2 separate regions of the Mus musculus genome follow, and region 1 is linked to region 2. The links are chromatin contacts, found by Hi-C or POLR2A ChIA-PET in ENCODE. All regions are on one chromosome and are shown on one strand. Each heading gives the region's core, a stretch centred on a gene start or an enhancer-like site at or near the end of the contact. The rest is flanking DNA. Distances are from core to core; before and after follow the strand shown. Region 1 holds the start of A630001O12Rik (RIKEN cDNA A630001O12 gene). Region 2 has its middle 4.8 kb from the start of Gm31603.

The links. A loop is a pair of places that touch in the nucleus more often than their neighbours do. ChIA-PET counts read pairs that join two places held with the same protein, here RNA polymerase II (POLR2A).
Region 1: a map of Patski shows a loop between it and region 2 (2.5-fold over the local background). The contact joins the promoter of A630001O12Rik here to the enhancer-like site in region 2. A Hi-C loop is called at or near these places in 8 of 37 maps with a recorded cell type or tissue (Patski, gastrocnemius and heart). POLR2A ChIA-PET finds 5 or more read pairs at or near these places in 1 of 5 experiments (Patski).

The regions. Positions count from the first base shown.
Region 1 is chr8:126,846,728-126,851,105 of GRCm38, reverse strand. A630001O12Rik (RIKEN cDNA A630001O12 gene) reads right to left here and starts at 2,086. Exons shown (of 2, transcript NR_151740.1): 1 at 1,876-2,086; 2 at 1-1,745. All of the region lies in intron 1 of Gm31718 (a long non-coding RNA gene), which reads left to right.
Region 2 is chr8:126,732,309-126,736,844 of GRCm38, reverse strand. No RefSeq gene overlaps it. Among named protein-coding and RNA genes, the nearest start is that of Gm31603, 4.8 kb to the right of the region's middle. Within about 2 kb of position 1,829, at least 1 of the 3 ENCODE cell types and tissues checked has a DNase peak (open chromatin) inside an H3K27ac peak, as active enhancers do; it is heart, where a contact is called at or near this core.

The DNA.
Region 1 (4,378 bases), core at 837-3,336, 110 kb before region 2:
GTCTGCAGCGGCTAATTTAGTTAATTCCATAATGTCTGCGATCTGGGATTTGATTACTATATTGGATATTTGGTATTTGAGGAGGAAGGTCTGCCATGCCTGTCTCTACCCTTGACCCTGGTCATCTGTCCTGATCCATCCAGCTGTCACCGAATGGAGGCTCCTTAAGAGAATGTAGCCATGTGTGATTCCTCCATGGAACTCAGAAAAATAATCAAAGTCTAGACCATGGGACAGAGAGCACAAGAGGTCATCTTGGATAGACATGACCTGTCAGAGAAACTTCATGTTCATGCTGTCTTCATTTTTTAACATGATTATGTGTGCATACATACAGGGAAGACATGGCTCCACATGGGTGGTGTCTTCAGTCACCTCTCCACCTTACCTTTTGAGACAGGGTCTCTCACTGCACTTGAGCTCACAGATTGGAGAGAGCAGATGTCAGCAAGCACAGACTCTCCCAGTGTGTCTCCCCAGAACCGGGAGCTGTGCTTCACTTACTTCTTATGTGGGCTCTGGGGATTAGAACTTGGATCCCCAAGTTTGTTAACACTAAGCCATTTCATCAGTCCCTGTTGTTGATTGATGTATGGGCTTCATTGGTGTCCATTCTTTGGGAACTTGCTGCATGTTATTCAGAGGGGGTCTAGTCTGCAGGGGCTTTGATGACAGAGGCAACCTTTGTTCATAACTGCAAGGCTGCAAGAGGAAGCCCCATGTCTGTTTGATGGCTCTGCTGTCTACCGGATACAGTCTTTCTAACAGCCAGGGTTTTGAATGACCTGACCTCTTTCCCTCCCTCTGAGACTGGAAGATACCAGCTTCACTTTAGCCAGCTCAGGCAGGGAAGGCTCAGCTAGGAAGATCCTGCCCAGTATAAGGGCTGATGGTGTAGGGGTTGAATACCCAGTGGTGCAATAGTCCCTGGGACCTCCACTGTGGCTTTGTGTCACAGTGATCAGGGGACAGGAGAGGCCAGAGCAGGGAACTGCTCTGTCCAGGCCTGGCGTGCAGTGGTTTCCTGCTTTACTAAGTGGCCGTTGCTCTGTACTGATGATTCATGATGTTTGGAAAGTGTGGCTGTGCGCTGAACAGGGAAGTGAAGAATAACACAGCCAAGGTCAAGGCAGGACAAGACAGGACAGCGCCATTACCAGCCATGCACTGTGTGGAAGATACAGAGGGTGAGGGCAGTAGTAAATCGAGGTCTGGTGGTCCTTGGCAGAGTGAGCCTGTGCTCCCCCTTGCAGGTTTGCAAGTAGTGGTCACCTGTCTGTCGCTGGAAGCCAGTGCTGGTCTTGGCTGAGCTGGGCAAAAGGAGGAAGTGGAGGGTGAGTGAGTCAGCCTTTGTTTCCTCTCTGAGTCAGGGTCGGCTCCATTTCTGAGGTTGGAGCCAGGGGGCACTGTGTGGCTTTCTGTGGATTCTTTGAACTTGTAGTCAACACTGATGATCTGCCCCTTAAGGCCGCTGCCCCTTCAGTGACCTTTTAGATGAGTAAGGGGATTAAGCTGGATCCTGCAGCCCTACCACTAGCCAGACTCCCCTTTGACTCAACTGGAGCTCTTCCTGTGGTCAACGGACAGAGTCCAGGGATAGGTTTCTGGGGCTGTGCCCAGATCAGGGCATCCTTATGCCAGGAGTCAGCTCTGAAGGGGCAGCTGGGTTTGAGAGTCTCTTCTGGTGATGGGTAGTGAGGTCATCTCCCTGGGCTTCAGTCAATCCTTAGGTTGGTGATGCAGTACTAGGAAGACGAACACATGGTTAGGATGGTCATACCAGGAATTTCCACGGACAGTGCAGAGCTGACTGTGGCGGGTCAGGTACAACCTGTTCTAAGAGCATTCCTTGTGCTCAGAGATGAGATTACTCACCCAATGGAGACTTGGGACTCCTTTACAGAACACTTCTATGTCCCTGGGCCTTGGCGCCTACCCATCATCGCCTTAGATGGTTAGCGCTCTGACCTTCCAGCACATTCTTCTTATTTTTTCTTGCACATTGCATGACCAGGCAGATGGTCGGTTGGTCCTGCTCAGCCTAGCAATGTTGGTGGGGCTATGTAGCTGCAAGTAAGAATGCTGTGAGTTGAGGCAGTTGGAGCTTCTGGTACAGCGATAGGCAGGCCAGGGGCTCCCCTTGCTCTCACGCCAGCTTCCTCTGAACTCTGATTCCAATCGCTTGTCTTTGAGAAACTTCCTCTACCTCGGTAGACAACGTAAAAGATGGTGGCTTTCGATACTACGCACGGCCTCACTAGGGAGTGACTGAAAGTTCAAAGTCCCAGACATGGCCTTGGTGGCCTTTGCTAGGGCCAGGTAAATGTCAGTGGTTCCTCCATGGTGGTGGTATGGGGAGTGTTGATCTAATAACTGCTCACATCTGGGCTGTGTGATGAGCAGGTCCTTGCCTAAGACAGACAATGAGGCTCTTCCTGAGTCCCAGCATGAAGATGCAGCCTTTCTGCCCCTGCTCACCTTACCCAGAGCCTAGCAGCGAGGAGTAGGGCCCCATGGCGGGTTCATCTGTCCTTTAAGCTGTTATTTCCTGGGAGGATGTGGTGGTGGGTGAAGGTCTCCTTCTGGAGATACAAGCTTCAGGTAAAAAGCTGTGTGATTTTTTTTTTTTTTTTTTTTTTTTGAGCAGAATTCCTTGGAGAGTGCTCTTTGCAACCAAACGGAAGAACAAAAGGACAATTCTCAGAAGCACACCAAAAACGAAACCAAATAAAAACCCCATAAAAAATCCCTATGGGGTAAAGGAAATACCAGTCTGATGCCTTTTGTGTCTTGTGTTGGGTCATAAAGGGCAGGCTCTCTAAGAGGTGGTGTCAACAGTGGCAATGTGGCAATGTTTGGACTCCAGAGAGAATGCTCTGGAAAACAATAGAAGGTGACACCCACGTGTCTATGTGACTGGCAGCCATCAGGGACAGCCTCATGGCCAGGGCATGTATGGAGCCTGGGAGAGGCACTGGGCAGGAAGGAGCTCAAAGTTTGCACATGGTCACCGAGAGCTGGCAACTGGGCTTGTCCCTTCTGGGCATGACTGATGTCAGAGGATCTCTGACCTCCACTTAGTCACTAGATACCAGTCTGGAACTCTCTTTGAAGATGAAGTAAACACTCACAGTGCTGATAATAACAGCTGGGTGATGTCACACGGTTATCTGTAGCTTGAAGAGCTGCACCTGGGTGCTGGAGTGACTGACAGGCATCAGACTTTCTGTTCCCTCATGGGCCTTCTGCACGAGGGGCCACAGTTTGGGGGCGTGGTTCAGAGGCTGCTTCAAGGATGGAGCTGAGGATGCGGTGACTTTCACTCTTGTTTCAGGAGGTGACAACATGCCAGGGATGGAGCTGTGCTGTCAACCACAGCAGCTGCGTGTGGCCTGTGGCTGGCAGCTCGGCCTACATGGGTACCTGCCATGAGGCTTGTGGGAGATTTCGGTTCTGCTCTGTGGCTTTGAGCAGCAGGGAAGCCATGGTGTGTGTGTGTGTGTGTGTGTGTCTTTATTGGGGTATGTGAACAAGAGCTCACATAGCTCAGGCTGGCCTCAAACACACTAAGTAGCCAAGGCTGGCTGACCTTCAGCTCAGTGCTGAGATCACAAGTGTGCACTGCTATACCCAGCTTCTGTGTGCTGTTTGCTGAGCTCTCTGCCCTGGAGGCAGCTCTGAGCCTTTCAGGACTGACCCATCCAGCTTGTCATTGATTGACTCCTTCTCTAGCTGTCATTTCTCTCCTTGCTGCCGCTCCTTTTGTCTCGATTGCCCTTGACTGAGAATTTGTCTTCCTACTTTCCTTTTGTGAGGGTGAGAGCTCTGACCTCATGGTGTGGCCTCACTGGGTCTTAGAAGGAGATCGAGGTAAAAGCTTGTTGCAGGGAGACCTCACGAAATCCATCTGCTGCTTTGTGAGAAGAGGCTGAGCAGGTCGGGTTGCAAACATGGCTTGGCAGCTAAGGGCAATGAAGCCTCTTGCAGAGGATCCAAGTTCAGTTCTCAGCACCAATGACAGGTTGCTCACAGTAGCCTGTAACTTCAGCTTTGGAGGGTCTGACACTTTTTTGGGAACCTACACTTATGTACACACACAGATACACACACACACACATACACACACAGAGACATACACATGCACACATCACACATATGTACACACAGAGACACACCCACACCATACCAACCACTCTCACACACATATACACACATACACACACACATACACAAATATATACACACAAGTATATACACACTTCACACACACACATACAGATACAAATATATACAGATAGACACATGCACATACCACACACATGCAAACACACACACACACATACACACCACACCACACCACATTAACTACAAACACATC
Region 2 (4,536 bases), core at 580-3,079:
TTCTGTGCTTTTTAACTCAGCCACCGTTGTTCCAGGACCCTATAAAAGGACTGGGCTGTGCCTCTTTAAAAAAAAAAATGTTTTGCAAGCCAGGCCTAATCTACGGTACATTCTTTGTTGCTGGGAGACTCGGAGTGGCTGTACAAGCTGTTCTTTCTGGGAATCATAGTTCAAAGTGTCCCGACCCAAACACACATGTTGTCATTGTGCCTGTCCTTTGAGTGGGGCTGGGACATCCGACTTAGCAAACCTCTCCTGAGCAAGCAGGCCCAGCAGCCAGGATCCACAGCCAGCAGGGTGGCTCCAGGCTCCCACTGCAGGGAGGGGCCTCCTAAAATGAGGTGGAGGCTTCTGCCCAGGGAGCTGAAGGAGGAAGAGGAGGGGAGAGAGGAGGGGTGTTTCCATAAGGGTCTCTCCTGGCACGGGGCTGCAACAGTTGAGCCCAGGTTGTGCCCAGGTTGCAGATGGAGTGTGGCCAGCGCAGTCAAGTGTCCAGAGGAGCATTGTGGGAAAAGGCCTTCATCCACTCTGCACTGGAGTAGCTGCAGAGCCCCGTGAGGGGAAAGCCAGGCCTGGGTCCAAATTCCTGCTCTGTTTGGCTCGCTCTCCTTCCTCCTTGGAGAAGACCGGAGTGGAAGGGAGAGGTCGTTCAGAGGGGGACCAAGGCCTGGAGCCTGCCAGACTTATTAGGAAAGATGTTGTCGGGGTCTTGGCAAGCTTTCTCCATCGTCCCGCCCCAGCATGACTGGTTCCTGTCACCCTGGCTGACTCCAGCCAGCCCAAGTGCCTCGCTGCCCCACATTCAAACATTTCCACATTAGGCCACCACCGGCACGCCTCCCTGGCAGTGTGGGAGGCGCCTGCTGACCCGGGGTGGCCTCGCCTGCCCTGCCTCCCCTGCAGGTACAATTGCTCTTTTCTGGGTCAGCCTTGTGATCTGGTGTCCAGGCACTTGGCAGAATTTAGCAAATGTTCCTCAGGGCTCTGTTTCTTGGTTACACTATTCACACTGACACCCTTGGGACTGTGGGGGAAGGGGACCGCTGTCTCCATCTCCTGTCCTGCCCTGGTTAGAGAGCCGGGTTGCCCAATCTGCTCTCTCTTGGAGGAGGTGGGAGGCTTTACCTCCTTTGTGGATCTTTAGCCCCTTCCCTTCCCGTTGGCCTGACCTCTCTTTTGGACCCTGAGCTGGAGGAGAGGTTACTATTCATGACGTACAACCACATATGGGCTTGTGCAGCCAGACGTGGCAGCCTCGAGCCCACGTGACTCAGAGCAGTTGAATCACAGCCGCACCAAATGGAGCTGGACAACTGTGCCAGCCGCAGGGTGGATTTCGAAGAGTTCCTTTAGAAAAAAAAAAAAGTGAGCGGTCTCACCTGTTCAAGCAATAATATTCCAGAGGAAGTGTGTTCCAGTAAAATATGATCTAAAAATAAATTGCACCTGTGCGTTTTGACCTTTATAAACATGGCTACTAGAAAATGCCATCTATGTGATGGGTGTCATATTTCAGTCGGACAGCACTGCCTGACAACTGTCTCCACAGTAGTGTGGTTTCTTCCAGGCATGTGGCCTGCTGAGGGCTGGTTCTAACCCCACCCCACCCCATCCCCCAGGTCTCCCTGCTTGCTGGCAGCTATAGGCTTCTCTTCCCACTGGGCATGCTCCCTCCCTGCTTTCTCCGTGGCTTCTGGCTGCTCTTCAGAGCCCAGGGTTAGTGCCCCCATATAGGAAGCATCCTCATCCACACAACCACAAAAGGTTTTGTCCACTTGGCTGTCACCAGGATAGTCTGTTGTCGAGGGCAGTATCCAGAGTGGAGCATACAGGACTACATGTACGCTCACCACACATGGGTGAATGACCCACAGGCCAGAGCAAACCCAAATAGGACTAGAAGCTGGTCTTATTTATGTTTCCACTGTGGGAGGCAATAAATTATTAACCTGAGTCAGGATATTTTGGTTGCTGTAGGGAGCGCCTGCTTGGTACTACTTAAAAACAATCAGGGGTGGGATGGGGTGAGGTGGGGTGTTGAGATGGCTAGGGAGTAAAGCCATTTGCTGTCAAGGCCAATGAGCTGACTTTGGTCCCCAGAACTCCAAGGTCAAAGGATAGACTCACCTCCTACAAGCTGTTTTCTGACCTCCACACACATGGAGTGACAAGCATGCCCTGTATATAAATATGTGTAAGGCAAGAATTGGAAATATTTTTTTGGAAAAATTTCCTTTATAATAAGCAAATATTTTGGGGGGCTGGGGGCTGGGCAACAGCTCTCCATATAGTCCTTCTTCACATCGAACTTGCTCATTTTCCCGTCTCTGGCTCTTGAGCTAGTATTATAGGTGCACACCAGGAACTTTAGCATCCAGCCAGGAACGTTAAATCAAAACAAATTCCCCATAGCACAGATTCACTCTCTGGGACACTCTTCAACCCGTATGAAGGGAACGACACCGTGTCTCACACACTTGGCCTGTGGAACTCATCATCAGAATCCCAATCAGTCTGTGTGGGATACCCACACAGACCTTGAAGACTTGAAAGTACACACACACACACACACACACACACACACACAATAAGTGTGGAAAATATCTCAAATACAAATAAAATAACTGCTTGAATGATGAAATCCTATATTTGAGGTCTGTTGGGCTGTGCATATCATTAAACCTAACCTCGCATGTTTCTTTTTCTAGTACAGCTTCTAGAAAAATCTTACTGAACACACATGGCTCATGTTATATTTCTGTGGGAAAGGACTGAGAGCCAAGGAGACGGCTCAGTCATAAGACGTTTGCCATGTGAGCATGAAGACCTGAATTCAACCCCAGAACCTGGCAGAGTGTGGGCTTCGGTAACTCCAGAGCAGGAAGAGTGGGGAAGGGAGGGTTCCCTAGGGCGTGCTGGTCAAGCACCCAGGCTGGTCACAGGTGGTACCTGCAGATGACCTGTGGCTCCACACCTGTGCACATCCACTCTGTGTGAATGGAAGCACACGCACATGATTGCTCTGGAGGGACAGAGCTTTGTTTACTTTGAGACATTTACAGATGCATCTGAACATTCCAACTGGGTTTTTAATGGTTTAGAAACCCCAGAGCTTTAACTCGAGTCTTCCTGCCAGAATGCCCATACAGTCAGTTGCATTGGGTTCTGATTCGGGTTCTGACATTATCCAGGAGACCCACCTTGACCTACCCTCTCCAGAAATGGCCCAAACAGGCCTCTGGGGGAACTCCCAGGCTCTGCAGGGACTTGTTGGGGAGTAATTACAGTGGGCAGACCCTTCTGCTTACACGCTTAGTCATAATTACTTACCCAAGCGGCACCAACAGTGTGATGGGAGCTTAGCTGAACAGAGAGAAGGCTCAGCAGGCACATCACCTTGAGCTTGACCCGTCAGCCAGATTTCACGGCACCTGCTGGTTTAGCCTGAGGGCTGTGATTCATTCTCGGGAAAGGAGCTGCAGACATGCTCTCCTCCAGAACCCTGTTCTCTCTGCTCGCTCCCCTCTTTTGAAGGAAGAAATAGAGGCGTCTGTGTGCTCCGGCTGCCTCTGAGGGGCTGATCCTTTGATGTGCACACATATGCAAAAATATTAAAATATGTGTTGTAATGCACTGGGGTGTTTTGTTTTTGTTTTGTTTTGTTTGTTTGTTTGTTTGTGCCTTGGACACAGGGTCATAAATTAATGTCTTCCCTTAGCAGAGGTCCTTTCCCAGAGAAGGGACCCCTTTCTGGAGGATGATTGCAAAACAGTGAGTGACCAGACATCCCTAACTTTGCTTACAGCCTCTATACACACACACACACACACACACACACACACACACACACACACACACACACACATATGTACACAAACATGCACACAAACTCAAGCACACAATATACATACAAACACACACACACAAATACACAGACACACACACATGCACACACACATATGTACACAAACATGCACACAAACTCAAGCACACAACACACACAAATACACACACACACACACACACACACACACACACAAATGCAGCCAGGAAGAAGAGACAGAATGTGTGCTAACGGAGAGAAAAACTAGGGCCTTTTCATGAGGTCAAGTGACTTCTGAGGCTGCATCAGCTGGCCAGGTGCACAACCAATTTACTTGTTTCCTTGGCAGCAGCTAAAAGTATCTGACAAATAATGGAGCCCCAAGTCCTATAAGTAAAATCCCATTTATCTTGGGAATTAAAAAAAAATACAGCAACCGTGATGGAAAATTCCCAGTGGGGTCCATTTGTTCCTTCCTGTGGGTCTTGGCTCCATTTCTCTGGGAAGACACACTTGTAAATCTGTGCTTTTTGAGGTGGGAGATGGAAACTAAATGTCTTTAAGATGTGTTGCTGGGAGGACTGGAAACAGGAAGCAAACTGGAATTGTGGCCTGTGGGGACAGATGGTGGATGTCAGAGGATGCGTACACTGAACATGTGCCCCATGCCAGTTGTGTTCCCTGCCAGCCACCTCCCAGAGCCCCAGATCTTG